2 separate regions of the Homo sapiens genome follow, and region 2 is linked to region 1. Evidence: chromatin loops called from intact Hi-C (ENCODE). Cell type or tissue: PC-3. All regions are shown on one strand. Each heading gives the region's core, and the rest is flanking DNA. Links, peaks and the distances in the headings are about the cores only.

Evidence for each region. Hi-C counts contacts between places; a loop is a spot of excess contacts. Peaks named below come from ENCODE experiments on the same cell type or tissue, not always from the same donor. Only the 100,000 strongest peaks of a DNase experiment are listed, where the experiment ranks them.
Region 2: it touches region 1 in a loop (6-fold over the local background); 1 of 110 quality-filtered maps calls a loop at or near these places.

Annotation. Positions count from the first base shown.
Region 1 is chr5:104,693,898-104,709,982 of GRCh38, reverse strand. All of the region lies in intron 2 of LOC105379109 (a long non-coding RNA gene), which reads left to right. Among named protein-coding and RNA genes, the nearest start is that of NIHCOLE, 620 kb to the right of the region's middle. In PC-3, for the core only: no CTCF peak of the experiment used is centred there; a DNase peak (open chromatin) is centred at 7,582; H3K4me3 peaks cover 274 bases; H3K27ac peaks cover 2,004 bases.
Region 2 is chr5:104,903,496-104,919,580 of GRCh38, reverse strand. No RefSeq gene overlaps it. Among named protein-coding and RNA genes, the nearest start is that of NIHCOLE, 830 kb to the right of the region's middle. In PC-3, for the core only: no CTCF peak of the experiment used is centred there; DNase peaks (open chromatin) are centred at 8,500 and 9,540; H3K4me3 peaks cover 2,524 bases; H3K27ac peaks cover 3,159 bases.

The sequences.
Region 1 (16,085 bases), core at 3,583-11,582:
ATCCCTGAGGCACATCTGCACAGTCCACACAGGATATGGAAGTGAGTGAGACAAATCAAGTAAGTTTGATCTAGCTGTCTCATAGGAAACTGATCACCAGGATGTGGTTGTATAAGGTAGATATCTGGATTGTCAATATTGAGGAACTGGGAGAAGGCAGAGACCTGGAAACTGTCAAGGGTGACTAAGTCCTGCTTTTGGCATGAGAAAATTAAACCTATATTCAAAATGGATCCTGAGGCAACATAAAACTATAATAATTCACTACATCTCCCTGGAGGTTTCTCTCTCCTCCCCGGTGATCCCATCAGCTTCTCCAGCATCTCTAGGTCCAGTAGGGAATTCACAGGACTAGTAAGGAAAGAGAGTATTCACTCTGACTACTTATTGTTAGTGGTGCTCCCAATCAATTTCCCTTGCTAAATATGCCAGGGCTAACATGGTGTTTTATGTACAGTTCCCACTTTGCCTGAGAGAGAGAAATGGGCCTGCCTGGAATGCCTTCTGTTTCTAGTTTGAGTGTTGGAAAATCTCGGACCCAGATGACCATTTTCTGCAGTGCTTGGATCCCAAATCAGTTTGCATTCTGCCTACCACCCTTTTGTTTCCTTCTCCCCTACTTCTGGGGTTTTTAGTTGTACATAGCAGTTACAATTAGGGGAAAATGTGTCTATGCCTTCTTGTTCTGTAACTGAGGTTTCAATAAATGTTAGGCCACACAGTAGCCTATATAGGCCACACAGTTAGCACCTCTATAGATGCTCCTTAGAGTCCTCTCCTGGAATATAAATGCACAGCATGCTAAAAATAAACTTCCAAAGATATTTGATACTATAATGTTATTGACATTCTTTGTTTATAGAGAACCATATTCTAGGAACTTCTAGAAAATTCAAGGGTTTAGCCTTGTAAGGTAAGTACAGGTAAATGTGGAACAGCCTTTCTGGTTACCCTCAAGAGAACAGCTACTGGGTTTCCTAATTCCCGTAAGTTAAGATATACCTATTTGCCTAAACCTGAGATCATTTCCTGATAATAGTATTTGTCTGAATACTTAAATCACTGTAGTCAAGTTGTATATAGACTATTTAGATTGTTGATCATACTTAATCTTTTATCTTTTAATCCTTCAGAATCATAAATTATTTCTTTTTATGTTTTTAGACAGTGTTGCTCTGTTGCCCAGGCTGGAGTGCAATGGCACAATCTCGGCTCACTGCAACCTGGGAGGCTCACTGCCTCCCAGGTTTAAACTATTCTCCTGCCTCAGCCTCCTGAGTAGCTGGGATTACAGGCACCCTCCACCATACCTGGCTAATTTTTGTATTTTTAGGAGAGGTTGGGTTGGCCAGTCTGGTCTTGAGCTCCTGACCTCAAGTGATCCACCCACCTCAGCCTCCAAAAGTGCTGGGATTACAGGCATAAGCCACCGTGACCAGCCAGAATCATAAATTATTTCTTAATATTTAACCCAAGTTCCTAGTCTCTTAATGAAAAGAAAGTCTTCCTGTCTAGACATTCTTTTCCTATCAAGTAGAAGTCAATGAAGTAGGTAGTGAATTAACTACCAAAAATGTCACTTTTATCATGAGTCCTGTTCAGACCTCTAAATACTAAATAAACAAAATTAGTATAAAATGGACCCAAGCTATACTTTGTTTCAAAACGTTTATCTATGAGGCAGCTGAAAGTGTTTTATTATTTTACAAATGAGCCAGGAGTTTGTCTCATAGTCAGCTTTTCATCCTGTCATTTTTATCTACATCAAACAGAAGGTGCTAGTATTGTTTTATATAACATACCGGAAAGCTCAAGATGAATGTGATAGTCAGAGAGATTCAGAGAGGCTGACATAGTTTCCAAAAGAAGAAACTATAAAGAGGCTGGCTTCTACGTGAAGTCACTGCAATAAAGAAGGATACTGGGTATGATAATAAAAGAAACATTGCAAACATGCCAAGAGAATTTTAGTATTCTATTTTGCACCTGAAACTAGAATATTATAAAATTGGATTTAGGAAAAGGCAACATTAGAATACAAAAGTAAGTATTTAAAATGGTTTAAATCTATTTTGGCATATTTTATCTTATTATCCTCATAAATAACTTAATTTCTACATGTTCTGCATTTTCCTTTTACTTCCCTATTTCTAGACAGCTTTAACCTGGTATGTTCCATCATCATGGGTCATTCTGTTTACGCATTTAGCTCAGAAGAACTCAGGAAAGGGAAAGTGAATTCATATTTAATGATCACCTACTATGTACCAGCAACTGGGTTCACCGATATTTCCCCTCCTCCTCCTCCTCCTCCTCTTCCTCCTCCTCCTCCTCATTCTCCTTCCTCCTCCTCCTTCTTCTTCTTCTTCTTCTCCTTAAGACAACAAAAATGAAACTCAGAGATGTCTAATAATTACTCATTGACTTCACAACCAAAAGTGGAGAAATTCAGATGAAAATCTAATTGTCTAGTTCAAAGACCATGCTTTTTTCTTTAAACAGTATACTGTTTCCATATTTCACCCCAGTCACATAATTAACTAATTTATTGATCCTCAAAATTATTTTTAGTCCCTATTAACTGTGAAATAAGTATTGCAGAATTTCCTTGCTTATAAGTGGTATGTATTTGGTGATAGTCTGAGATTAGTACATAATTGTTTGACATTTAGTTACTATTTTAACAAACATTCATTAAACAACTTCTAAATCACATACATCATGTTAGAGATATAATGAGAAATACATTTTAATCCCATCACAAGAGATTTCATTATGTAATATCAAAGAATTTATCAACAAAGAATGCTATTATTCAAGGAGAGCTCTAAGAAATTTTATTTGAGCACTGAGAAAAAATTATTTTGAGGCATGCAAATATCATGAAGAAAGTAACATTCGGGTTAAGTTTTGAAAGATGAGTATGCATAGAATATAGCGAAAGGGTGATTCAAGCAGATAGGAAAATACAAGCAAAGGCCCTAAAAATTAAATTACATGATGTAATTCAGACGTAGCCGGTTTTTTTGTTTGTTTGTTTTTTTTTCTTCTTCTTCTCCTGGGGCCAGGGAATCATAGGAGAAAGTGAAAGAAGAAAGACTGGAGAGATAAGTTGTGGCCACATTATAAAGGGCATTGCGTGTCTAATGAACTGTGATGACTTTAGAGGGAGTCTTTGAAGGATTTTAAGCAGATAACTATCATAATTTTATGGGTAGCTTCCTACTTTTATACATAGTGGCTCTTATTCAAGGTACTATGATGTTTGTGTCATCACATTGCAATGCTTTTATGCTAACAATGAGTTAGCAAATATTTTCCTTTAAAAAATAAATTAGTAATTCTATAAGACTATCACTTTAAGTGTTTCTCACTCAGACACTCAGACATGCTTTCTAATGTAGGAGAAAAAGAGATTATAGTTATCTAGGTGTTGTGCATGACCAGCAGTGTATTTTATCAAAACAACATTTATTATTTGGGATCCTAGACAATGTGTCTCATATGTACATGATTGAAATATTACTGTAGGAAAGAGAAAAATATAAAAACCACTCCAGTAGAATAGTGAAGGTATAAAATAGCAAATCAGATGAGAACAATGATTTTCATTACTAAACATGATTTCTTGTCCTCTAAGCTTAGTTGTACCCTATTGTGAGGTCTTCTTTTTCATCCAAGGCAGCAAGAGTAGCCAGTTTTCCAGGGCAGGGAAGAGAGTTGTCAAGTCCTTGGCTCTTGCCACTGCCCTAGAAAGTATCATCTAACACTAGTATCTCTGAGATGACTGGCAGTCACTCAGACCCACAGACTGTCCAGTCTGCATCTGCTGATTTCTCTTGAACACCTTATATAGCCTGTAACCAGAATATTTATAAATTTTTCTTGTTTTGTCTTTAGCATGGGGACAATTGTCTCTACTATCAGTACGTAATGTTTCTGGACCTCAGACATTGGTCAGTTCCCCAATTGACCGCTCTAGGTGAAGAGTCTGTATCACCCTCTATGCTGCCTCCATTACAGATAAAAAGGGGATCTTGGACCCATAGCAATGAATTAGTGGTGTGAAAGATGTCACTTGGAGCTGCCTAAAGTGATCGTAGACAAGATAAATGAAAATCCTTTACTGCACCCAGATAATGTGGAAAACATTTTGCCACACTTACCCAGCACTCTACTGAATAAAACTACTTTTTACATAACAAGGAGGTCCTTTTTCCTTTTAATTTTCAGTTCCACAGGCTACTCTGTCTGTCATGGACTGCATCCTTTCCACAGTGAAGAGAATGAACCATTGTGGTAATTGAAGAGGAATTTCCCCGTGTTTTTAAATCCACGTATATTCGATTAGCATTTTTACAAGTAAATAGATAGTAATTAGCAGGTAAACTTTGGAGAGAAGCTACAAGGTTCACTGAATACCTTACAAAAATCAGTTCTTCCGATACGGTGATTGGCTAGTTATGCCACATTGATCTCTGGAAAGTTTTTCAAGAGAAATGTAGATCTTATTTATATTAGTGATATTTTACTGATGCTGCCAAAATAATGGCATTCATTTTGGAGCGATGAAGTAGAATAAGCTTTTAAAGGATAAGCCCCTTTTTACCTTGATAAATAGAATTAGGTCATGGAGGGTTGGATTTGAGAGGAACCACAGTGATAATATCAGGCAGTCTTAAAACTCATAGGAGTAGATATTGAGAGAGAAAGTGGTGAAATGGTTGGGAATATGAACCAGGAAACCAGACTATAAAACGAGTTGGATTTTAATCCATACTAAAATCCATGTAACACTGAGCACATGACAATCACTGTGTACCTCAATTTCTTTTATTTAAAATGGGGATGATCAGTAACAGTGGCTGGCCAATGAAGTAGTTTTAGGGTTGCAAAATAAAATATAGGATACCAAGTTACATTTGAATTTCAGAAAAACAAGTAGTATTTATTAGTGTATACACGCCCAAAATAGCATGGGACATACCTGTAATTAAAAAAAAAAGAAAAAGTTGCTGAGCATGGTGGCTCACTCCAGTAATCCCAGAACTTTGGGAGGCGAAGGCAGGTGGATCGCTTGAACCCAGAAGTCCGAGACCAACCTGGGACAACATGGTGAAACCCTGTCTCTATGAAAAATACAAAATTAGCCACCCCTGTAATCCCAGCTACTCATGAGGCTGAGGCTGAGGAATCACTTGAACTTGGGAGGTCGAGGCTGCAGTGAGCCATGATTGTGCCACTGTACTCCAGCCTAGATGAGAGAGTGAGACCCTGTGTCAAAAATTAATTAATTAATAAGCTGTTTATCTGAAAATCAAATGTTACTAGGCATCCACTACTTTTATTTGCTAAATCTGGCAATTTATAAGGATTAAGTGACACAAGGCATAGAAAGTCCTTAAGGAAAATTCCTAGAGATGCAGCAATGGTGAGTTCAGGAAAAGCTATTTATATATCTTTTGAATAATACAAAAAAAATTTATCTACTAAGATCAAAAAATGGTAATAATCTGAATTCATGACTTTCATAAGGCCACATTACTATTTTATTACTTCTCTGATAAATTATATTCAACATTGATTAAAATAGAGAAGAAATATCTATATATCCAGTCAGTACCTTTTCTTAATTAGTAATCTGTATGAACCCAGAAAAGAACAGGTTTTAATGTCAGATAGATTTGTACAGAATATTAGATGAAAGCGAGGTACATTAACATACCAACAAAAATCGAGTGTTTTAAATCCAAAGAATGACTCTTAGTTATTCGCTTTTTGTGGGTTATAGCCTAAGATTATTCATTCTATACTTATTACTTCCTATTTGTTAGCATTGATAAACAAAACTCGATCTCAATTACATGTAATAGCCCCCAGAAACAGTTGCATCCTATTTTCTCATTTTAGAAGATGATACTCAATTCATATGCTTCAGTTCTTCCAGCCTTGTGAAATCTAGTAGATTAATTGTACAGAACTGGCATTGTGGTTAATAATAATATTTTCTTTTCATTCCTAAAAGGGCAATTTAGGAGGCAGTCTGAGGTATCAAAAGTTATTAAAGGTGATAACACACATAAAAATACCTAAGGTTGGGGAGATATATATATATACACATATATGATATATATACACATATATGTAATTATTATATATAGTACATATTATATAATATAAATTATAATATGTAATTTATAATTATAATTATGTAATTATATAAAATATATGTATTAATTTATAATTATAATATACTATATAATATATAATATATAACATGTAATATAATATATACTTTATATACAATAATATATATGTTATACGATAATATGTAATACATATTATACAATATATAATATGTATTATACAATTATATATTATGTATTATACAATAATATATAATATAAAATTGATATGTGTTCTATATAAAATATATAATATATAATTTATATATAATTATATAACATAATCATATAGTAATATCTATAATATATAATTTATAATTCTATGTATTGGGGATACACATATACATATCTAATTATTATATATAGATTATTAAATAATCTGTATTATAGTATATATAGAGAGATTATTATTAAAACGAGAAATATTTGAACACAGAGAATCTTAGAGAAGAAATTTTGTGGGGGCTGGAGAGATAAAGAGAGGTGTGTCTTACCCTCCACTCTCCCCAATCCCCGAACGGCCATGAAATGATAGCCTTGGTCCAGTTAACAGGAAGGGGACTGACACATCCAGAAAAACAGTTTTGTTCATTTTTGTTGTGGTAGCAACTGAAGTTCTGGAAATTTTATGTCTAGAGAAAGACATGGCATATATGGCCTATTTGTTAACACCATGAACTTAGTTATGCTCAGGAGTAGGTTCAGCAGAAACACTGTAGTGTTTTATTTAACCTGAGTGTCCAAATTATCCCAAGTGCCCTGAATTAGAAATCAAAGTTCTAACTTTAGCGCGGTGGCTGGAGTACAGTAAATGGTCAATATATATTAGGTTTCTTTCCTTTCCTCTCCTTTACAACATGGAGAGGAAATTCATGGAAAACTTTATCTAATTAAATTAAAAGTATATGATATTTGGTCTAACAGTTATTGAACATGTAACATACTCTGGATTATTGGTTATATTTTTATAGACGTTGTTTCTCATTACTACAAAATCTTCCTAAATATATGTTGTTTCTTCTAGTTTGATGAGCAAATCAAAAATTGGCAACATAACTAATGAGACCAAAATCTCTCAGTAAGGAATTGGAAAAGCCAGATTCAAACAGCAGGACTACCCCACTCAAGTCCACTTTTTTCCATTTCATCACCCCATGCTATCCTTAGTTTGGCAACGTGTTTTACAATTTTGAAAATTAACAAATGGAAAAGTCGTTTAGAGGAAAGAAAGATTTTTGTAATCTGATGAAGGCTAAAGCCTTTACTTGAACACTGAATTTTTTATTTCATAACACATGAAATTTTTATTGCCTTATAGAAAGCCAACCATAAAGACAAATAATGGGCTAAATTGCCATAGTGATAAGTTATTTGTTGAATAAGCAATGACATGCACACCACAAATGTCATACCCACAGTCATAGTGACTCATGATGAATTTCTAAATAAGATCTAGATAAAAATATTAGAATAGGAAGGCAAAACCAAATGTTTTTATTGGAATACCTATTTGAAGAAGTCCTGGAATTCACCTGTAAAAATTCAGATATCATTCTTCTTGCCCATTTTTCAGATTTTAAGATTATAAATAAATTTGTAATTTTGGTATAATACAAAGCATGTAGATGATTATTTTAGCAAGATTGATCATATGAATTAACCAATTTAAAATTTCTTCATTAATGATATACATACAATGGATGCACAATTTTAATTAAAATTGAAGGGGAACATCACACATCAGGGCCTGTTGTGGAGTAGGGGGAGGGGGGAGGGATAGAATTTGGGGATATACCTAATGTTAAATGACGATACTGGGTGCAGCACACCAACATGACACATGTATACATATGTAAATAACCTGCACATTGTACACATGTACCCTAAAACTTAAAGTATAATAAAAAATAAAATAAAATATCTGAAGGGTTTTAAAGCTATCACAAACATTTAAATGCAGGCATAGACATATATGGAACTATTTCTGGAGAAACTACTAACATAACTTTTTGTCTGAATTGAAGACTTATATCAAATGGCTAGTTTTACTGATTTTTTTTCTGTAAAAATTGACTAGTTTTGTCCTCAAATAATGAAGTAAATATTATGGCATAGGTACAATCTTATCTCACTCAACTCTGAAACTGCACAAAATAAGAATAAAGAATTTGCATTGAGCATGGAGACATTAATGTGATTTGATTAATTTTCTCATGTTAGTGTCTCATATGAGGAAGAAAAAGGCTGGCATATTTTTTCTTGCTTTCTTAACTGTACTTATTTTCAAAATTACGTTTTTCATCAATGACTGATAAAAATGATCACATCCTGACTTAAAATGTTTTATTGAGTGAAACTTTCTGCGGGCACCAATTAGACATTTTCGCATTTCAAGAAGGCTTTGCCATTCCCATCACACCAATTTTAAAAGGCACATTATTTACCTTCTATACCTGGTCCTATTATCATTGCCACAGCTACCTCATTTCCTCAGATCTAAGAGTGTGAAATCTCACTGTCTCCTCCCAGGAAAACTGTTCCACTGAAGTATGCATAAGTGGAAAAGAAAGCAAGATGGCAAATCTTCCACAAGAGTTGTTTTTATTCCTTCAAAACAAGAAGGAGTTAATTCATGGAGAAAATGTTAAGACAAAGGTGTTATAAATATGGTCATAAATCAATAATCCTTCACAAAGAAGGTTCACATGAAAAAATCACACACACACACACACAAACATACACACATACAGAATAAAGCACTTCTGTTTAAAGAAGAATAAACCAATCTTATTATTTTCATGAGATTTCTATTGACTACACAGAATAGAGCACGTAGACCTTAGATGACTGCTCACTTCCAACTGAGCTGGTACTTTCAGTAGCAGAGTACGTCAGTAAGTGTACTCTATACTATTTAATTCGCCATGTGACTTCCTGATTCATTTTCCCCTGCAATGTTAAGTAATTTTAACTTTAAAGGAATTGTAGGAAATAATTCAGGAGATGGCACAAAATGTCTTTGTCCTTCATTTCTTTGTCAGTATTATGTTTGGCATATATCAATGGGGAAGAAAAGCTAAGAACCTATCTGGCTGTGAGTAATTTCATTCTCTCACTACTAAAGTATTGAAATTGTCTGACTCCTTTTCTTCTCTTCTCTTTTTACCATCTAAACTTTTCGTGTTTTGGAGAAAAAAAAATTCAAGAATAAATTTACATGGAGAAGCTAGAAACAAAGAACAACTAAACGTCTAAAGTAGTCTCTATGTATGTATTTCATTCCATCTTATTTCCTCCAAGTACCAAACATTATGTTATTTTCTTCTATGTAGCAATTCAATGAAAAAAATGAGACACCAGTGTATAAATATAAAAAAGAACACATTATTTTTTTTTATTAAACTTTTAAAACTTTTATTCTGCTTCAATTGTGAAAACCTACTAAGGTATGCATGTAAAATAACTCATGTGGGGTCACACTAAATTCATCTTATGAATTCAGTTTAGCTTAATGGTGTTCTCACCTGTGAACAAGACATCTTTGTATTCTGATCTCAAGCCCTGACTTAAACATTTTTCCATAACTCTAAGAAATTGTCAAGAATTTGTGAGCATCCATTCTTATTATCATCAGTCTCCACTCACCACCATGGACACTTAAGAGATGTATCTCTTTATCCTTTTGCTTTTTAAGGGTCTTCTGTGTTCTGTAACCATAGAAATAGAAAAGGGGTGGGTATCAATAATACAGTTTCTATAGAGATAGGAAGCATCAAATAGACTCCCTGGCTTTGTCCTTTGTCTCATGTTTTGAATTTTTAGAGAGCCAAATGCATGTGTCTTCTAGTGAATGTCCTTTTCCACAAAATTTTATAAAATACTTTTGCATTTTATCCTTTATATATTCTAAAAGTGTTTTTTGTTTGTTTGTTTGTTTTTGCTTTTTTTGTTGTTTTTATTAGAGGTTACCTGTCAAACTCAGTGTTCTTCCATGTGTTTTACAGTAACTTCAAAAAGAGATTTTTTTATCTGAAAGTATAAGGAAACTATAAAACATGCTGAACTTATAATAAAATGTGAGTGAATTATAGTAGTTTCCATGTCAATAAATCCTTTTACTCAGGTGGCACTTAGCAACGTACTGCCCTATAACTTGCCCAGATAAGATAATACCTGAGTTTTTATTTATCCTAGCAGTTGTATTTCAACTCAAGCAGCACATTGAAGACCCTGGATGGTGTAATTAGTTTCAGAAACCTCAGGTTTAAAGCACGCATTGGTCTACACTCACAAGTTAAGGCTAAAGACACATTCCTCAACAAGTGGGAAGGAAAGAGAAAGTAACCACATTCATATAAATGCTGTTTATGCTCAAGGTTCTGTAGTATAGTCTCTCTCTCTCTCTCTCTCCCCCCTCTCCATCCTCTCTCTCTCTCTCTCCCCCAACCCTACCTCAAGTTCTCTGCACGGGGGTGGTGAGGGGGAGTGGGTGCAGCCTAAACTCCAAATGTCTGGAGGTCTGCTTGGGCGTGGAGTAGAAAGGGCCCCACTTCACCATGGTCTCTGTAGAGGAAAATCTGGGTTGTTCAGGCTGCTGATCTGAGTGAGTGGGTGCTCTGACTGGCTGGAGATCTGCCTAAGTGTGGAGTGGATAAAGATTCAGTGCACCACAGTGTCCGCATGGCGAGGGTGAGGTGGCTCAGGCTGCAGAGCCAGTTGAGCAGGTGCTCCAAGTGCCTGGAGATTTGTCTGGGCTTGAAGTTGAGAGGGACCCTCTGTAACAGGATCTCTGCACAGGAAGGGTAGGGTGACTCAGACTGCTAGTTCATGTGAGTGAATACTCCAAATGCCTGGAGATGTGCCTGGATGTGGAACAGAGAGGGTCCCTCTGCACCATGATCCATGCACAGAAACGGTGGGTGTCTCAGGCTGCTGATCCAGGCAAGGGAGCACTCCGAATGTCTGGAGTTCTGTGTGGATGTGGAACAGGGAGGGTCCTGCTTCAGCGGGATCTATGCCCAGGAAGGATAGGAGCTCATGCTGCAGGCCCAGGCAGGCAGGTGCTCTGAATGCCTAGAAATCTGCCTGGGTGTGGAGCAGAGAGGGTTGCAATGCACCATAATCTATGCACAGAAAGAGTGGGTATCTCAGGCTGCTGATCTAGGCAAGGTGGCACTCCAAATGCCTGAAATTCTGCATAGGGGAGGAGTGGAGAGGGCTCTGCTGCACCAGGATATCCGGGGAGCAGAATGGAGCACCCAGCAAGGACACACCCAGACCGGTTACTGGTCATCAAGCTGGCCCTGGCTGCATGTCTTATAATCTAGGAGAAACCAGAGCTGTAGCAGCTCTCCTTCCGCTCCAGGCCTGTGATGGGGGACAGCACAGTTCTAGCGCCTAGTCCTCAGGCACTTTCCAGAGCAAGTGCTCCAATCTCTGGCCTGAGATTACAATGCTGGTATGGGCACACTGCCAGGTCACCAAATAATGGCTTTGTGCCTGGCTTTGCGCCTGGCTGCGTATGTGTCTGGATTAAAAATGCCATCCTGCTCTAGGTCCTAGGTTGGGGGAAATGCCTGCAGCTTTTCCTAGAGTCTTTCCTTCTCAGGGTCTCCAAGCCGCCTCCCAAGTTACCTCCGTGGCTTAGGAGAAACGCAGTGTTCTCTTTTGTCCTGGGTTGCTCAGATCCCCAATGGAAAGGTGAATTATGAGGGAGGCTCTCTGACTCTCTCACATAATGACTTCACTCACTTTTATCAGCCAGATGCCTTCGCAGGGGCTGTTTGCCCACATTCTCCTCCCCAGGGTTTGGGATGTCCTTCATGATTCTGGTGGATTCCCATTTCCGTTCTTGAATTAAAGCTCACAGAGTTGATCGTTAGGCACTATCTTGCTATTTTCAAATGGCTTAGGCATCCTAAAAGCTTCTAATCTGCCATCTTTGGGGAAAAAAAACACAAATATTTTTGAACTAGGGAATTTTGAATGTGCAACTGTATAATTTATGACATAAAATGTTTCAATATTAAAACTCTGGTGTTCTGTAGCCAAGAAGTGTGTTTACTGGTTTACTGGTACAACACACTAAGTAACATGACAGCTGTAGTTTTTGCCCAATGGATGATTCATTTTTGGCTCAGACTTCTTTTAAAAGGTGCTTTCCCCATGATTTTCCTCATCATTACAAGGAAAGGAAGGTGAACAGGGGGACAAAATAATAGCTTCCTAGTGCTATAAAACACAGCACAATTCTATAGCAGATATTGTTAACTATATTTGAGACAGAGGATCTGTATAACTGCTGGGAAATTAAAAATAGAAATAGATAATATAAATAATATGTTCTTACTTGAAGCATGAACATTTTTCACATATGAAACTATTCTCCTCAAAACAAAAAGTCAACTCCTGATAAACAAGAGCAAACTCAAACATCATGCTACACAGAAAATGGTAGGCTAAACCTAGACCAGAAGAGAAATTTTGATGGAACAAGAAAAGAAACAATTTTCTTAAAAATAATCAACTAGCTATAATTTTCCCTATTCCTGGGGAATAGAAAGGTTACTAGGGGAACAATGAAAGTTTAAAAGTTGGACCCTATAACACCTTATTTATAGTCCCTAAAATATGTATTTTTGTTTAAACATACTGGCTTATAAATTTCATATAATTATAATTATTTTAAATATACCAGGTTATTTTCAATTAATTCACTTCTAACTTTACAAAGCCCTAAGCAAAGGAAGCTTCTAGTGATGACAAATGAAGTTCCCATCAGGACTGCAACATCCTGTGTGGTCCCCAAATGGACTTGCTAGTGAGAGCAAGAGAAATTGGAAAATTCGCATCCCACAAAGCTTATCAAAATAGAAATCGGAAACACATTTTCTCTAATGATTTTGGCCTATTTATTACCTCATAGTCAGATACTTTATATAGAGTCAAGTCTGACCCCTAAATAAATTTCAGTTTCATCATCTGTAGAATGGGTAGAGTAATAGAAACTTCAACATATGATTGGGATTCCTGTCTAGTTTAATACTTGTCCTGGACAAACGTTTTCTGATATGAACAATAAATGACATGGTAACTCTACAATTATGAGAAAAACAAAACACTTTCAAATAGCCTTAGTTTACAAATTTCCTCTTTTCCTAGGGATTAAACCTCTATTGATTAATTTCCCTTTTCTGAACTGAAACTCTGCCAAGATCCAAATACAAAGAACATTCCCTTATTTATGTGTTCAAGAAGTGTTTAAATGTTTAATGGGAGCTAATATGTGCACAACGTGAAATATGACATCAGCAATTCACAAGAAGCTCACAGACTAGTACATAGTTGGCCATTTGTCACTGTAATTTGGGAAGCAAGGTTTCCACAACTACTAAAAGAAGCAACAATTTTTATACATCTGGAAAGTTTCATTCAAACTGTAGTTTAACACTTTTGACTACACTCACAACAGCAATAATAGATAGAGTTATATAGTACTTGTCTTGAGGACAAATTGCTTCAATTATTTTATTCTGAGAAACAATGAGAACCAGTCTGATATTAGGGCAGTTATGAAAAACAACATCGTTTTCATTCTTCAGACTATTTCACTGATCATAGAGGCCTTCTCACAATGCACTTTTAGTAAGGTCGTCTTAAATACTTATTTTTTTCCTACAATATCTGGTCATTTTTGTACTTTATTTTTGTGATATGTCTTATAATGTGAGATAGTATTTCTTCCTCCAAAAGCTGCATGTGTGTGGAGCAAATTTGTGTTAGTGTTCTCTAAGGTTTTCTATACCTACAAAATATAAGGAAGATTCTTATCTAAAATGTTGTCTACAGTGATGCTAAACATCACTAGGGCCACAACAAATGCATTTCTGTACCTTTCTTTCATCAAAAACCACAAGGGCAGGCTTTAAAAAGCAGAAGATAATGAGAGTTTTCAATGGCTTCTGTAGGCCCAGTCTAGAAGGCTATAGTAAACTGAAGCACTGTACTGTGCCCAAATAAATTTCATGGCACCTTTAAATTTTTAGTGTAATCCATGCAATGTAAAGATTGTTCATTTTGATATCCACTCTTGTGACAAGTGAAATTGCCATTTTTTGATTTCCACTGCTTGCAGACATGAATAGATACTCAAAAGGAAATACAAATGAACAAAAACGTGATTGTACCACATATGCTTTAATTAAGATTATCCGTGTAATTTGCATCATTTGTTTAAATTGTTTACAGTCAATTTGTATTTTCTCTTCACTGACCAAGATGGCCTTAATGTTCCCCTCAGTTTGATTACATTTTATATAGTTTTCTCTTTACTCTATTCCTCCCTTCCCTTTTCTTTTTTCTTTTCTTTCTTTTTTTCTTTTTCTTTTTTTTTTTTTTTTCTTTTTTGAGATGGAGTCTCACTCTATTGCCCAGGCTGGAGTTCAGTGGTGCAACCTCGGCTCACTGCAACCTCTGCCTCCCAGGTTCAAGTGATTCTCATGTCTCAGACTCCCTAGTAGCTGGGACTACAGGCACCTGACACCATGCCCAGCTAATTTTTTGTATTTTTAGTAGAGATGGGGTTTCACCATGTTGACCAGTCTGGTCTCGAACTCCTGACCTCAGATGATCCACCTGCCTTGACCTCCCAAAGTACTGGGATTACAGGCGTGAGCCACCAAGCCTGGCCTGACTTCCCTTTTCTTAGAGATTTTACTTTAGAAAACTTGTAATTTTTTTCTCTTCCCCTTTAAGATGTAAATCATTTTAAAGCTTTCTTGCCAGTTTTCTTTGGGTAATGCCAAGTAGCAAACACAGGTGGCTTATATAATTCACCACACCCCAGCTCATAACTCTCCAGCTCTTATTTTCAGAGTGGTTGAGCTGTGATGGGCTTCTAGCCTCTCTCCCATATTGCAGTATTCTTGAATTAAGCCATTTTTGTCCATTCAACTTCACCACCCTGCCCTATGTACTTCACAAGGTATATAGTTGATATGGTTTGGATTTGTTTCCCTGTCCAAATCTTGTGTTGAAGTGTAATCCCCATTGTTGGAGGAGAGGGTTGTCAGGGGGTGATAGGATCATGGAGGTGGATTTCCCCTTGCTGTTCTTGTGATAGTGAGTGAGTTCTCACGAGATCTGGTTGTTGAAAAGTGTGTAGTACCTCTCTTTTCACTTTCTTCCTCATACTCCAGCCATGTAGGAAGTTATCAGCCTCTTTTTTTGCCTTCTACCATGATTGTAAGTTTCCTGAGGCCTCCCCAGCTATGTAACCTGTACAGTCTGGGAAACAGTGAGTCAGTTAAACCTCTTTTGTTTATAAATTTACCCAGTCTCAGGTAGTTCTTTATAGCAATGTGAGAATGGACTAATACAATAGTATATAAGTAACTTAAAGTACACGTTATTCTTATTTACATATTAAAGTTTTATTAAGCTCATGGGCCTGTACCTAGCATTGTGCATAGCCAAAAGCATATTTCCAGAAATTATTTGCTGAGAGAACAGTTAGGTGCTTCTAGTCAGGGCCAGTTTTGTTATATGATGACCAGGGTGAATTATGGTAAATGAATTATTCAGGTGTGTTCAATTAGTAGCACTGTATAGAAACTAGACTTTATATTTTTTAATTAGATGGAAGACTGATTTTGCAACAACTTTTTTACAATTTAATACAAATTGAAAAGTGTTTAATGAATCTGATGCCATTACTCTAAATATTTTATACATTGAATTAAAAGTAAAAAGTATCTTCAGTCCTTGCTTTTCTTTCTTATAATTTCCATGCACTACAATTCTTGTGCTTTCACTGGTGTGGTAATTGCTTTCATCTGTGAACAGTTAAAAAACCCTGTCCATTTCTCTTCAATAACCACATAATTTGAAAATGAATCATTA
Region 2 (16,085 bases), core at 3,976-11,975, 210 kb before region 1:
ATACACAAACGGAAAGTGAGCTTCAAAATGCATTTTGCTTATTAACAACGAAAAGGTCTTTTATTTATTAATAGAAATATTTGTTTTTTTTTTAATTCAGTAAATACATATTGGGTGTCCACTATGTTCTTCTTAAGTTAAATTTAAAGGGAAACCTCTGAGTTCCAAGGGCAAGATATTTAGTTGCTTTATTTAATATTACTTATCATCTACGTATTTTGGATTTTAGAATATCAGAATGTTGCCTCTTTTTAAGAATTTGTTTATAATATAGCTTTTGATAGAAAAAATAGCAATGGTTTCAACTGTGAAAAAAATTAAATTCTTTAGCAAAGTTGAACTCAAAGCAATTTCAATGAATATGAAATCTCAAACCTATGTGTTCACTATTGCTGATGAATATTTACAACTGAACTTTAATCATTTATTCTTCAACACAACTTTTGACAAGTTTGTCCGGGTTCAAGTTGTCTTTGTAAAATTTTATGATGAAAATTTTAATTATAAAAGTATAAGCTCAAGTCATTGCTGATAGATGCTTTCTTCTCATAAATATTATAATTTTGTCTTGATAAGAAATATGACGATGATGATGATAAAATATTAATAGTTAATATTTACTGATAAAATTTTAAAATAGACACTGTACTAAATGCTTTATGTGTACAAGCTCAGTGACAATGTACAGATTATGTGTGAGTAGTTGCTCAAAATCACAGCTAGTAAAGGGTGAGAGCAATATTCAAAACCTATACTATCTCTAAAGTGCATACTTAATCCGTATTACATTATCTTAAACTTAGATTTGATCAAGTTTTTAAATCTTTGTGGTTATATAATACAGCAAACAAAATATGTTATCCAAATTTCAGTATAATTTTATCAATGTGATGTTTGACATCTAAAAAAAGATAAAATTTCTATAACATAAAATAATCCTTTTGTTTACTATTGAAACAAATAATACTTTAGCTTACAGTTTAACAAAATAGAATCTGTTATTCCAAGTATGGGTTAAATAACATGCAGTTTTGGTTTAGAAAAAAATTACAAATACTTGATCCATAGTTATGTACTAGGATAGATTAGGATCTTTATAGATTTTGCTGAACCTGTGGAGGATAACAATTACCATGCTATACCACCCATTTTTGCCCCTCATGAAAATTACATCCTAAAAATATTCAAAAGATGTTTTTAAGAAAACATAATAATTCTCATTTTAAAAACTAGTATTTAGCACATAATATGTTGCCAATACTAAATGTTTACTAAAATTTGAATAGTAAATATAGGAAAATATTCATGCATTACAAAGTGAACATGCTGTAGACAGTAATACGATGGGGATCAGCTTCATCTTTACAGCAGATTTGTAGCACTTGCAGCTTCTCTCAGTCGACTTTCAACTGTGGATTCAGAAACACATGCATAAGACTTATCTTAGAGGATATATTCTAATGTGGAGTGAAAAGTTCAAAATATTTTTCACAAGGGAAGATAAAATAAGTTGTATTTTTAAATAGTCCTCAGATATAATCTTGAATACTGATTATTCCGTTACCTGTAGCTGATTTCAAAAGCAATAGTGATTATTGCGTTATATGACAAGAGGAGTTTTACAGATGTAAATTAAGGCTCTAATCAATTGTCTTTCATTTAATTTATTTTTTTAAAAAAAGGTTTTCCTGGGAGGGCTTGACTTAATCAGGTGAGCCCTTTAAATGGATTGGGACCCTCATGGAGGTCAGATGTGTTCTCCTGCTGACCTTGAAAATGTAATCTGCAATGTGAACGTGTTGATGGAGGGGGCCAAATGCCAAGGACCTGAGGGGGCACCGTGGGATCTGAGAGTAGTCCGCAGCTAATAACTAGCAAGAAAATGAAACCCAACACTTAGCCACAAGAAACTGAATTATGCTAACAACTATTTGAGCTTTGAAGAGGATCCTGAGCACCAGAAAGTAATGTCGCATAGCAACCACGTTGATTGCATCCTTGCAAGACCTCGTGATGACCACTCAATTAATTCATGCCCAGATTCATGCCCATTGAAACTGTGATAATACATGTATGTTGTTTTACATTATTTAGGTTTTGGTGATTGTTATGTGGCCATATGCAACTAATACAGACTGTAACACTCGGTATAATCCACATCCCCTACCTATAGAACAACCCTGGCTTTATTCATTGTTCTTATCATAGTAACCTTCCCATTATATCCTTGATTTAAGTAAAAAAAAAAAATCATTCTTCAAAAAAATTCCAATTATGTTGTGAAGAATATGTCATATACAAATGTCTTGTAAATTACCATCTGAGGGGGAAATATTCTCTTCATTTAGACATAGACATAATTTTAATAAATCAATTATACTTTTTAGCTCTCAAACAGGCCCAATCTATTGATATTTTGCTCACAGGTAAAAGCATGTTTAACTATGGCACCTTAACTTGAAACCCAGAGTTGAAAAGGAAATGTTTCATAACTCATATGGCAATAGGATTTACAGAGTACATTGATGTGATACCTAAAATGTTGGAGAAAAACATGTAACCCTGTATTAGCATAACTACGTGAGGAAAAAAAAATTTCTGAGATAAATTTTAAGTTGTTGTGTTTTGTAAAATATTATCTCTAATATCATCTCTGTTGTTCACCACATTTGCTTGTGAAGGTTATTTGGCCAGCATTTTATATTAAGCAGTTAGTTATTGATAGTATTTGCAATGTGCATTTCAAGTGCTTCTAGGGATACCTACACTGTTATGAGCTCACAGAGTGCTTACAAGCTCTTAGTTCAACTGGAGTTAATGTTTTCTTATCTCAGAAATAACTCCTGATTTAACAGGATAGATAATTACTGATATATATATATATATATATGGATAGATAATTACTGAGAATAAGTCTATAAAATGGATTTTTATCTCTTTTTAATATATTTTTGTATTTTTCACATCATGGGGGATTATAACACTTCAAATGAACTATTGTTTATGTTTTTACTCTGCTTTTACTCTAGAAAGGGGTATGATTTTCCTCTCCTAACATCCTATTGATAAGTCTTCTCAAATAACTGAAACATTTTACTCAGTTCATAAAGTGTGGTAAGCATGTAGTACACATTGGTTTTGTATTTCTTACAGTAATCTTAAAAGGTAAGCTTTAATCTTAACTGCAAAGACAAAAGTTGAGCTACTTAGCCTAATGTCCTAGCTAATGACAAGTAGAGATGCTAATAATCAATCTGATTCTGGAGCCACTGTCTCCATGCAAATGCCTCTCCATCATATCTATGTCTCTCTTATCAGTAGCAATGAAATATATTAGTTTTTTTCTCCTTGACTTCCTCAAAGAACATCTTACATTTCATTGCCTCTAAGCACTCAATTCTGAAGCTACACTTACAGATGGAAATACACAAAAAGCGAGATGGAGAAAAATTTATAAATAATTATATTTTTGCTTTTGCAGCCTTCCATTCTAAAACCATTAAAAAGACCAAATACAAAGGCCAACTTAGAGTTTTTATTTTTCTGGGGGACTAGACAATCTTTTTTGTTGTTGTTTTATTTTATTTTTAATTGCCACGTAACAATTGTACATATTTATGGGTTAGAGTGTGATGTTTTCATACACGTATAACAGTCAAATCAGGGTAATTAGCATATCAATCATCTTAAACATTTATCATTTCTTTGTAATGAGAACTTTTTTAAAATTCAAGACTGTGTTTGGAACTAAAAGTGATTTGGGAACTCTTTATGTTACATAATGCAAAGAAAAACCAAGAGCTTGTTAGAATTTTCATCTGGGTTAGAGAACTTCATACTCAATGATTAAAGTTTGAAGGGGCAGTAGAATATGATAAGTTGTGTTTTCTCTAAACTGAAGTTCAAACATTTTCTTTCCTATGTATTTTTGCTTTTCATTCTGCTCTATAATCTTGTTCAAATAGTTTTAGCTTCTATATTTAAGTATTTTTTGACAGAAAAATCAATGGCAACTGGCTTAAGCAACAAGGGTATATATTGACCTTGTTGCCCAAATGATGGCACTGACTCCTGGTTTCTTTCTACTTCTTTCAATGTGTTGACTTCATTCTGCAGCTGGGCATAATAGCAAGATGTGTGGATACCTAGATAATCCATTGTTAAAGTCCAGTGGAGTGGAAGTTTTTACTCGAGGCAGTTTGAAAAAGCCTTGAAAGTTACTTTGATCAGATTGCTTTAGATTTTGTTCACATCTGAATGACTCAGGTGGCCAGGAAATGTTATTCCAGAATGGGTTTAGCCTGATCTACAGTGTACCTACCACACTGTATGAACTGAATAGATGCTGCATATTTTTTGCTGGGGTGGAGACTCAGTTTCAAGCCACATAGACTGAGAATGGGAGAAGAATGGAACTTCCAGTGAAAATCAGGGCCCCTCCCAGGAAGAAAGAGAAATGGGTGCTGGGGAAGCAAATAATAACTGTCCACTAATGCTTTCTGTGAGGATTCTATTACAACAGAATCTATTTATTTCTGAACGTTCCAAGCATTATATCACACGTTAAGAACCAAATTCATTTAACTTAAGCCTTTTTTGCTATATAACTGCAGTCTTCATACCTTCTCTTTCTGTGCTAGCCTTTTACCTCTTTTACTATTATCCACCATCTGCAGGTGTTTTGCCTTGGGTTATAATATGCATTGTTCAGAGACTGACTGTGTTCAGAAGCTTGATGACAGCCTTTCTCCCTTGCCCCATTGTCAAAGGTGGATTCAAGTATTGCTCATAAATGTTTCAAGAACTTAGATGAAATGTCTAAATCATCCAAATGAATAGTTAAGTGTGATTATTTAGTCTGTGCAGATTTTATCTGATGCTACATTACAAAGATTTTTTCAGAAAAATTCCAGAACTACAATTTTTCTAGAATTTCTTTGTCAGAACATTCACTGAGTCTGAAAAGCTGAACTGCAATGATGAAGCAATATAATGCCCTTCAATTCCATAGCCATTTGCTTCCACTTGCACATTTAAATTTGTAGCACAAATCTAAATGTTTAGTTTAATTGCCCCACTGTGAAATACAGAGATTTATGAAAAGACGCTAACAGCCTGTCCCCGTGCCATCATTGAAAAGGCTCACTGGGTATTCAATAATAAGAAGGGAAAAAAGCATAAAGAGGCAAAAATTACATTTAAATCAACATGGCAAAAGGTTTCCATGGTACAAAGAAAAATTAAATCAAACAGTGGGATTCTTTTCAATACAGGCCTTTAAGAAAATGGGCAAGATGTAATGTGCTCTGTTTGTCAGACAAGCGACACAGTTAATCAGTGCTAATTGCCCAGGATTGGCCTCTCAGTTATGTCAGTCAATTAAAGCACATTCTAATATCTACTGACCAAACCCCCCTATGTGGTAGGTAGGCAGAAAAACAAAAGGCATATACAGTGGGTCCTTCTCTTAGTTGGGAAAAGAAATCAATACTGATTTAGTTGTAGCAGAATTGAGCTATTTTGTCTGCAGTCTTTTTATCTACAAGGCCCCCTGGCCATCAGTGTGGGAAAACATTCATGGAACGAATGCATTTAGCAAGAGTAATCATCATCATCGTGAAGTGCTTGTCAGAAATGAAGACAAAATGCAATTAGGCTAGATTTACAGTTGGACCAATAATTACCACTCAGATGTTTCAGCTGAATGGAAAATACATGATTCCAAACCATGACATTTGTGTTCGATTGCCTTCTCCTCCTTTCTCTTGTGATCTCTAACCCTCCTCCATTTTCTTTTCTTTCTTTCTTTTTTCATTTATAAAATATGTCAGTCATGATGTACCACAGCTGAATAATTGTCATAGAGTCAAATGCTTGCAGATGGTTAATGGAAACAGAAAATTAAATGAACAGCAGTAAAGAAACTCATACAAAATTAAAGAACTCTATTGCAAATTTAAAGGGTCATTTGGTTTCATCAAAAATCAAATAATATGAATATGTTATCCTCTGCATGAAAGAGACTATGTTAAATTATTTTGAGAGCTGAAAAATGAGCAATCAATGGTGTGCTAATGAAATTTGTGAAAAAATCATTTTTTTCACATATTGAAATATGCCATAAATTGTCATTTACTTCCTGCAGAAGAAGGCCTACTTTGGGAGATCACTTTTTTTGTTTTGTTATGTTTTATTTTATTTTACCTCAGCTTATTGTTTATTTAAATGGTCACACTGATGATAGGACTTGAATCAAGTTAGTGGGATTAAAGTAAGCAGACTTCTCTCTGAGTTGCAAATAATAATAATAATAATATGCTACTCTATCATAAAAGTATCTTGTCTGAAATATTTTCCTCGTATGACAGAAAACGAACAATTCATATTATATTCATTAAATGTCCAAAGAACCAAATCAATGACCTAATAGACCTGCAAAGATTTAAGATGGTTTAGGCCAACTAAGCTCTCACCCACCTGGCATTTTTCAAACATGTAATTGATAAAACTTTTGTGAAAGTAAAAACTGTCTTTCTGGTGAAGCATTAGATATGATGTTGCATGGTGTCATTCAGAAGTGAATTTCAGTTACAGATTCTTTAAAAATAGATCAATATTACAAAGCATTACATTCTTTATTCACTCCTTTTTATTTTTCATTATCCTCTTTATTCTCTGGGAAACCCAAAGTCAATATGAAATGTCTTTGTCCATCATAGAAATGATTTTCATCTTTGATGGTTGTTCATGTCAAAGAGAAAGAAAAATAAAGACATATAATGAGTCTTCAATGAAAATAACTCAAACATTTGTGACATTGTCATGAATGACTATATAATAGCTGAATATTTTTAATGACTAACAAATCTTAGTGGGTATTTGAAAGTGAGTCAATTTTTCACAAAAAAAAAAACAAGGCTGTAAAATATTCCAAAAAGAACAGCTTTCAAAAGGTTAAAATATTTTTTTTTACAAATCCCTTAAGATAAATCATGGTCTTTTCAAATGCAAAACAAAAATGTATTTTATCTTGCATTAATGAGTAGGAAAAAATATTATAAACACACTTTTTTCAATGATCCTTGATTGATTATTTAAATCAATAAAAGCATTTCATTTTTTCCCCTCTCAAACTCTGAGTTTATATGTAAAATTGGACTTCACATAAAATTGATGCACAGGTGAAATATTTTCCCAACTTTTCATTTGACAAAGTACAAAATTCTTTATTTTAAATGATATCTAGCAAAGGTAAAGTTTAGTTGTTAGTTATTCTGGGTTAAAATAAGATAGGAACAAATATAGCTCAACAATTTTGAACTCTTTGTATAAATAAGTTATAATTAAATATTCAATTTTATTGAGTTAAAGCAGTTTTTTCTATATTTTTCAAATAGAACCCCACTTTTTAAGATTTGTCTGCCCTTTTTCTAACTACACCTCTTTAATACCTTCATTTTTAATGTAACATTGATATAGTTTTCACTTGAAATCCAGCCATCTCAACACTAAACATAGAAGCATTATCTATATAATATCCAACAATAGTGCTCTTTGCAGATTCATCACTATAAAGTCATTTTTTATAGATGAAATTGCAGTAGGAACAATGTCACTAGTCCCAATTGTTAGTATTTTTTTTTTACTTTTCAAATAAAATGCGAGAAATGTTTATGGCAGGAGCAAATGTCTTCATTTTGATGTATTAAACTGCAATTTCTACAAATACCTCAGCCCTACTGATTTCCTATACTTAAGAGCTCAGAGTGCAGTGCATGGGTATGCCTGATACATTGTATATTTTCATAAATACATTCCCTTTTTGATAAGTATATTCCCTTAAATTAATAACATACCCCTGCTTCATGGGTTTTTTGGTTTGTTTGTTTGTTTCTTTGTTTGTTTGTTTTGAGACGGAGTCTCGCTCTGTCTCCCAGGCTGGGATGCAGTGGCACCATCTCGGATCACTGCAAGCTCCGCCTCCCGGGTTCACGCCATTCTCCTGCCTCAGCCTCCTGAGTAGCTGGGACTACAGGCACCTGCCACCACGCCCGGCTAATTTTTTGTATTTTTAGTAGAGACGGGGTTTCACTGTGTTAGCCAGGATGGTCTCAATCTCTTGACCTCGTGATCCGCCCCTCTCGGCCTTCCAAAGTGCTGGGATTACAGGCGTGAACCACCGCGCCCGGCCCCCTGCTTCATGTTTGAGAGGAAAATCTAATTTGTTTATACTAATATTTAGAGCACGCTTCCGGATTCAGTATGGCTACTGGATGCTAAGGAAATGTTTCTTTAGCAGTTTGAGATTCTGTGGTTGAGACACATACAAGAAATAAATTAAGTACAAAAACATCCGTTGAATTTTTAGGAACTCTCAAGGTTTTAAAGAGATGCAAGCAGATGACAGTGAATGCTGTGTTACTCTGCCTGGGTCTACCCTCAGGGCAAGGGCGTGCGTTTCCCCAGCTGCCAGGAATGTTTGCCACTAACAGCTCACAGCTGAGTTCATCTCCTGTTATTACCCTTTACCTAAGGGAGCGGCCTCCAAGAGAAACTTGTTTGCCCTCAACTCAGTCTGCATCTGGTGAGTAATGTGGGTGTAAGGAATCGACACCCTTGCGTCTAATCCAGACATCTCTAAAAGACCACCCCGGTTTCAATGCTCCTCATGAGACCAGATGAAGCCATCATTATTAACTCCTTAATTTGTCCAATACTGCTTCACTTATTTCCTCATGGGGTTGCCTCTGAGAGCAAGCCCCGGTAAACTTCTTCCTTATACATCTTAATCTCAAAGTCTGATTCCTAGAAACCCAAGAGATTTTGATTTGAATTTAAATAACAGGCGGAGTTTGAAAGAATAAAGAGATGGAGGGAACGCATCATAACCTGGTATGACCTGGATCAACATAAACAAAGGTGAGAAAGTGGATGTTTATCATATTGTAAAGTGACTCTGGTCTGATAATCTGTGGGATTTTCAGGGAATTATTTCAAATGAGAATGGAGAAGATGGGTGCCCATGAAATATGAAAGGCATTAAAATCCATGTAAAGGATTCTGATTTTATTGAGTAGATGTTTGTGAGTCACTCTAAGACTTGAATAAAAATGCAGTTTGTAAGGAAGCTTAGCAGGGCAAGAACATTCAGTAAGAAATAGTAAGGAATGAAGCCACAAATCCACATCTTAGAGATGAAAGTCTGTATAGGTAGTAATAGAAAGGGTGAAATTTCTTTCTTTCTTTTTCTTTCCATTTTCTATGCCTTCCACCACCCCCGTGTGTGGGTGTCTGTGTGTGTGTGTTTGTGTGTGTCTGTGTGTGCATGTGCATGTGTTACGGAAAAAGAGAAAAAAAGTCTTGTGGATACTTTCTGAAGTATAAATAAGTCTTTTGATGACTCCTCTGTTTTGAGTTGTTTTGCCATATCTGACATCAAAGAGGTAAATTGCCTGATATATTTTTCTTTTCATTACATAGTTCACATTTCTATCTTGTGACGATAGTAATGAAAAAATTAAACAAACATGAAAGAAAGCCAGAGGAAGAAGGAGGCTAATGAAAGGGCCTGGATAATGGTACATAAATGGAATGATCGACTCTGGCATAACTGAGAGTTAATTGTTTTACTTTAACTCAACTTGCACTCTGTGTCCAAATCATCTCCCCAGGATACAAGTTGAATGACAAAACACCCAATGGAAATAGTGAATTTTCTATAATTGAATTTCCTCTTCACCATACCTCAAATAAGACACTAGGTGCTCACCACATACCTTGTTCTCCAGGAGCTATTTCAATATTGTTCTTTCTCACTAGAAGCAGTTTGAAGTTGCCATTGATATAATAAAATCCGACATCTTTCAATGAATCAGCATAAATAGGTCTTTATTAATAGCCAAATAAAAACCCTAGAAACATATTTCTTTCAGTCTCATCGTTGCTCTCATATACAACAGGTATTTCTATTTATTTATAATTTCTTCAAAATTAAGATGCACAACTCAGATTACAAGAGTTTAAATTTCCACCTACTTAGTTACTCTAAATGTAATCCCAAGTCTCCTATTTTCCAGAAATTCTGCTTTGCATGATTATAAAAAGTTTGAGTCCTGACAAAACCCCTTATTTAAAAAAAAATAAGCAAACACTTATTCAAAAAGTTTAAAAAGAACACAATTCTTTGTTTCACAAGACATTGACTTGTATAAACATTATCAAATAGCAGTCAGTGTTGTTTCTCCTTGCCTGACATATGTAGGCATTTAATACTGAACACTCATGTGCTCTGTTGCTCTTTTCCTTGGTTGTCTTTGTGTGGGTTGGGGAGGGGGTGTGGGGGGGGACACAGAGTTTCGCTCTGTCACCCAGGCTGGAGTGCAGTGGCACAATCTCGGCTCATTGCAACCTCTGCCTCCCTAGTAGATGGGATTACGGGCATCTGCTACCACACCTTGCTAATTTCTGTATTTTTAGTAGAGATGAGGTTTCACCATGTTGGCCAGGCTGGTCTCGTGCTCCTGGCCTCAAGTAATCACTCAGTGCTGGGATTACAGGTGTGAGCCACTGCACCAGGCTCCCCTAGTTTTCCAGGAGTGTTTTCACCTGATTTTGTGATCAAGCATAGGAAATTGTAACTGTTTTTCTCCCCTATGTCTATTTTCTTGTTATAATTGTATAAAACATCTTGTACAAAGTGAATAAGACATTCATATAATATGAAATTCATTCAGAGAATTCCAATATTGCCCTGGGGTATGTTCACCTCACTGCTGCTGTACCTCCCTTCTGGCCACCACATTGTTCTTTGTAGATTCAAGTTTGATTGTTAGAACTCAAGTCAGGCAGTCAGTGTCTGAAAATCCTTAGCATTCTCCAGAACTCTTTTTATACTGATTCCTCCCCTACAAAAGGGCTTTTGCAGGGAGGATGGGGAGAGAAGAAAGAACAGGATTAGAGACCCTTTTAAAGTCACTCACCACCAAGGTGAGGAAAAATGACTCCTAAGTCAGAGGTAAGGTTATCAGCTGAAATAGATGACAGTGATTTTCTTCAATCTAGGTCATTTTTATTATGCTGCTGAAGTTTCTTTTCTCATTACAGAGAGCTTATCAAGAAAATGGTACTAAAATTGCCAGAGTATTTTTGTTTGATATAATTAAGAACTTCAATTCAAAGAGGAATTAAATAATGAAACAAGGTTATATAGAACTGTGGACATTTAATAATATAATGAAGGTTTAGGAACCTAAAGTGTCTGCTTACTTAGATAATTACATCAGATAATTTACTTTGAGAATCAGTCAGTGTTTTTCAGGTGTTTAAAACTCATTCCAATCAGTGTCAATTGATTGATTCTGAAAAGAAAATTTTTATCTTAGCTGTGTTGTGATTGGACTAAAATTTTCAAGGCAACTGGAATTTAAGTGGATAATCTCATGGAGGCTAATTTGTATTTGATAACTTAATATGCACATAAAACATAGTAAGATATGGGTCCAACCATTGCTTGGGGCTATTGCAGGAGTATGACAATTAAATAATAAGTATAAGCAATAATAATAAAAATTTCACAGAGCATATTTTATGTTTAAGGCACTGCGTGAAGCCTGTTTTTATATTACATCTATTCATTCACCTCATTTAATATAATTTCAAATAGCCTTTACTTGGGATTTCTTTTTATCATTGCCTGAAGTTTTCTTCTTAGAGTCATTTATTTGGGTTACACAACATAGATAGGGAAGCATACCACAGCCAATATTAAATTCCCTAATTAATTTGAACTGTGATTCTCTGGAAGAGACTCTGTACTTGACATGTGTAGGAAATAGAAAGTCATGTCTTTGGCAGTTCATGATTCTACTGATAAGTATCTGATGGAGCTACAGAAAATTATAGAACATTTATATACCTTGAATATGAAAATGCATTCAGCACTAGGTAACATGCGGTTTAGAAATTTTTCTGTTGTTTAGATGTTCAAGAGCACAGGTCCTTCAATTATTAGTAATAGCTCTGAAAAGATGTAATACATGATAGGTTAGTTTCCTTGAGCTTTTAGGGATGGAATTCCAGAAGATAGCAGAGATGGTAGGAAGACAAGTGATGCCTGAATGTCACAAGACACAGTATTAGCTTGAGAGAGGAAGCAAAGAACAATTATTAGGAAAGTCACCAGAGAAAAATATCTAATCACTCTGCCAACAGAATGGTAGGCACCTTATACCACACATCTCCTAAGGACTAAGTAACAAGACTAACATTTGAGTTCCCTTTCTCTAAAGAGGCCCTGGTCACTAAGTGCAACCTTTCTACCATCTCAAAACATGTTTCACTCCTCTACCATCTCAATTCCAGCCGAGAGGATGAATGGCTACTAGACACAAAGTGTTTCTAGGGCAGCCTCATCTTAGGGCAGCTGCAATGATTAGATGCCATCAAAATATTAGAGGATTTGTTATTAAAACAAAAACAACAGGGCGCAATTACAAGTCTCAAATGTAATACTTGCTTCATTTCCTAAGTGAGGGAAATGTCTGTAAATACATCCCTTGCATATATTCAATTTGATTTACTCAAAAATTCTTAAAAACTGTCCCTTTATAGCTGATGAAAACTATTGTGAACTATGGAACTTTCTTCACAAAAACACAGCTGCAAAAGTGTCAAGGCTTAAGTTCTTGTGTGGCAGTTTCTCTAATTTAAATTGTGGAGATGTCTTTAGACAGAAGTTGGTTTTGGAAATGACTATTCAGCCCAAAGCAAGCTTCAACGTTAGTTCTTTTCTGAATATTTCTTTGACTAGTCTTATTTGTTTAATCATGCTAACAAGTTATAGGTAGATAGGTGAATTTATTTTTCAATAACATGTTAACTGAAGCTTCAGATTTAGATTTCTTTACACACTGGTGTTTTCATAAGTTTACAAAGTGAGCCTTGAAAATGCCTGAAGGGTACCTAAATATTGCTTACCCAGAATATAGTAGATAATAGAAATAGACTTGCTTAACTTCAGGCTAAATGTCAGGGAATTTTTATATTCACTCTCCATTATTAAGGATTGAACCAGCTGAAGAATAGTCTAATACTTCTTTAGAAGGGCTATTTTCTGAAAATATGCAGCAGAGAATATTAAACACAATATTTATTTGAAAAAATGGACAAAAGTGTATTTCTTTACTTTTGGACTTTTTTATGGTCTTAGAGTCAAGATTTACAAGTCTTTCTTCAATTTATGTTTTTCATAATTTCCCATGAGTAAGAAACTGACCAGCATTCATTTGAAACAGAGGGTAAAATAACTTTTAATGAATTAACTTCTTGAGAAAGTATAATTCAGTACAGTGTATTTGCCACTTAGGATTAAGGGGTGTGAAAATGTTTTGAATTATTTTATTACAAGCAAAGACATATGATCAACAATATGTCCTACATAGTAGAAAAAATGCTGCATTGAAAATATTTATCTTAACACTTTGAATCAATATCTGACTGCCTGAAATTGGTCATATATTTGTCATTTTTAAGGAATAAAAGGAACTTACTTATAAATTATATAGAACTATAAAACTTTAAAAAAATTAACCCACATTGTAACATTAATCTACATCTATGCAACATTCTTTAGACTGGTAGCTTTACACAATTCAATCTAAATGGATAAATATGTTTCTCCAAGGGATGGAAGACATAACAAATAGTAAATAGATAGATCTATAATGAATTACAATGAAGTGATATATGGATAACTATTATTTTTTTACTCTTCAGCAAATTACCTTCTCATACTACCACTATGATTTCCCTGTGAAGAATTACTCCTTTCCTGGCCAGGCACGGTGGCTCATGCCTGTAATCCCAGTACTTTGGGAGGCCGAGGGGGGCGGATCACGAGGTCAGGAGTTCGAGACAAGCCTGACCAACATAGTGAAACCCCGTCTCTAGTAAAAATACAAAAACTATCCAGGTGTGGTGGTGCACTCCTGTAATTCCAGCTACTCAGGAGGCTGAGGCAGGAGAATCACTTGAACCCGGGAGGTGGAGGTTGCAATAAGACGAGATCACACCACTGCACTCCAGCCTGGGCAACAGAGCAAGACTCTGTTAAAAAAAAAAAAAAAAAAAAAAAAAAAAAAAAGAATTACTCCTTTCTCTTGGTCAGCAATTCTTTTCAGGTAGGTGGACCCTACCTAGTCACTCTATGAGTGGACGTGAGAATCACATTCATCTGGCCACAAACATTGTTTCAGTGATGGGCAGGTGACTTAAATTGAGTCCACCAAATGCAAATAGCATTAGTACTAAATATTTTACTATATCTTTCAGAAAGGAAGAATCTCTTTTTGTACTGGTTTAACCAAGCTGGAGCTTCGGGGGACTGTTCATCAAGTATGAAACAACAAGCTGAGAATAGAGCAAAACACAGAAAAGAACTAATAAACAAAGATAAACAGTTTTCCTTTAAACAGAAAACCAATATCTTTTTATGTTTGAAGCTAGATTGAATGCTTAGTATCTTTTTGCTTGAGCCAGTTTTATATTGGGTTCTGCAATGTGACATTTACAGAGTTCTGACCCTCAAAATTATACTGATGATTAGAAAGATAAAAGAATATCATCTTGAAATAATCTTGGAATGTTCAAGGAAAAAAAAGTCAGCAAACTTTTTATGTATGTATTATCCATGGCCTCAAGTCTTTTGTGGTAGATATGGCTGACTAAATCCCTCAGTCTTTTCTGACTCTTCTGTAGCATGGCTTACAGAAGTCCTTCCCCAACTCAATGTGCTTAATAATCTACTGGGAATCTAAAGGTCAGAAGTCCAAAGAATACATTACCTAGAATTCTCTGTAGCTTGAAATTTGGCTTGTGATTCAGCTTTCACTAAGCAAACATACAGCAGGATATTTGGAAGGAATTTATGGGGCAGAAAATATTCCCAATCTTCAGCTGCTCCCCTTCAGAGAAGCTCCATAGTGGCATGGGACATTCCTTTCGCTGGTGAGGATTGTGACTATAGTAATGTGGTCCTAGATACAATAGTTTTAGGGGTAGCTTTATGGTCCCCAGAAAACAGGAGGACCAATGTGGCTGCAACATAGCAGTTAAAGCAGCAAGTTCCTGATTAATCAGCTTCCTAATTATGTCAGATACAGCAACTCCTGTAAAAAGGCAACTTGTGGTATGTTGTTCTCGGGATCATTCCCCAGTCCTAATCTAACCTGGCAAATCTGTAATTCTTCAAGTTTGATCTTTTTCAATATAAATGATCCAAAATATTGTTTAATGCCAGGTTAAAAAGAACCAATTAAATACCGTCTTAAGGCATAAAGCAAAAGGAGGGAATATATGAAGAACTGGAAGGAAAAAAGGAATACCTCTAATAGCAATGGAGTGGCATAAGCCCTTCATGAGATGCGGGTAGTTTCCTCATTCAGGCTTCCTACTTTTTGAAAGAGTGTGGCCAGGCCACATCACATGCAGTGGTATGGTATAATGACAAGGGTGATTATGTGATATGTAGGAGACCAGGATTCTCATCCTAGTTAGAGAGTTCCCAGTGTCCATGAGGGCCAGGAAGGTGACAAGTGATAAAAACAGATGGGGAACAATGAAATAATCAGATAGTATGCAGCTCTTTGCAATAAAGAGGACCAAGTCCTGCAAATTATACCGATTTTTAAATGTTTAAAGTTATGGTTTTATCAACTATTGTGTTGGTTACATAGAATATATTTCCCAGAATACGTTGACAATCATTTCATAACTTCATTGCTAGTCCTATAGATTATTAACTACTTCACAACCTTGAGTCTCAGCGCATTTTCATGTATATCATGTAAATAAAACCTACTGTATAGTTAAAAATCAATCACAGATGACTATTACTATTCTTAGCTATCTTTGTACTTCTGAGAATTACGTAAAACCTTGAAAAAAATAAGATACATATGATTTACAATTAGCCAGATTATATAAATGTGAATCATTTGTTTAGATAAAAGTTCTATTTTATGAACAAAATAAATGTCAAAAACACTACAAGGCAAGTTGCAGAGCTACTCAAAATAATTTTCAATTGC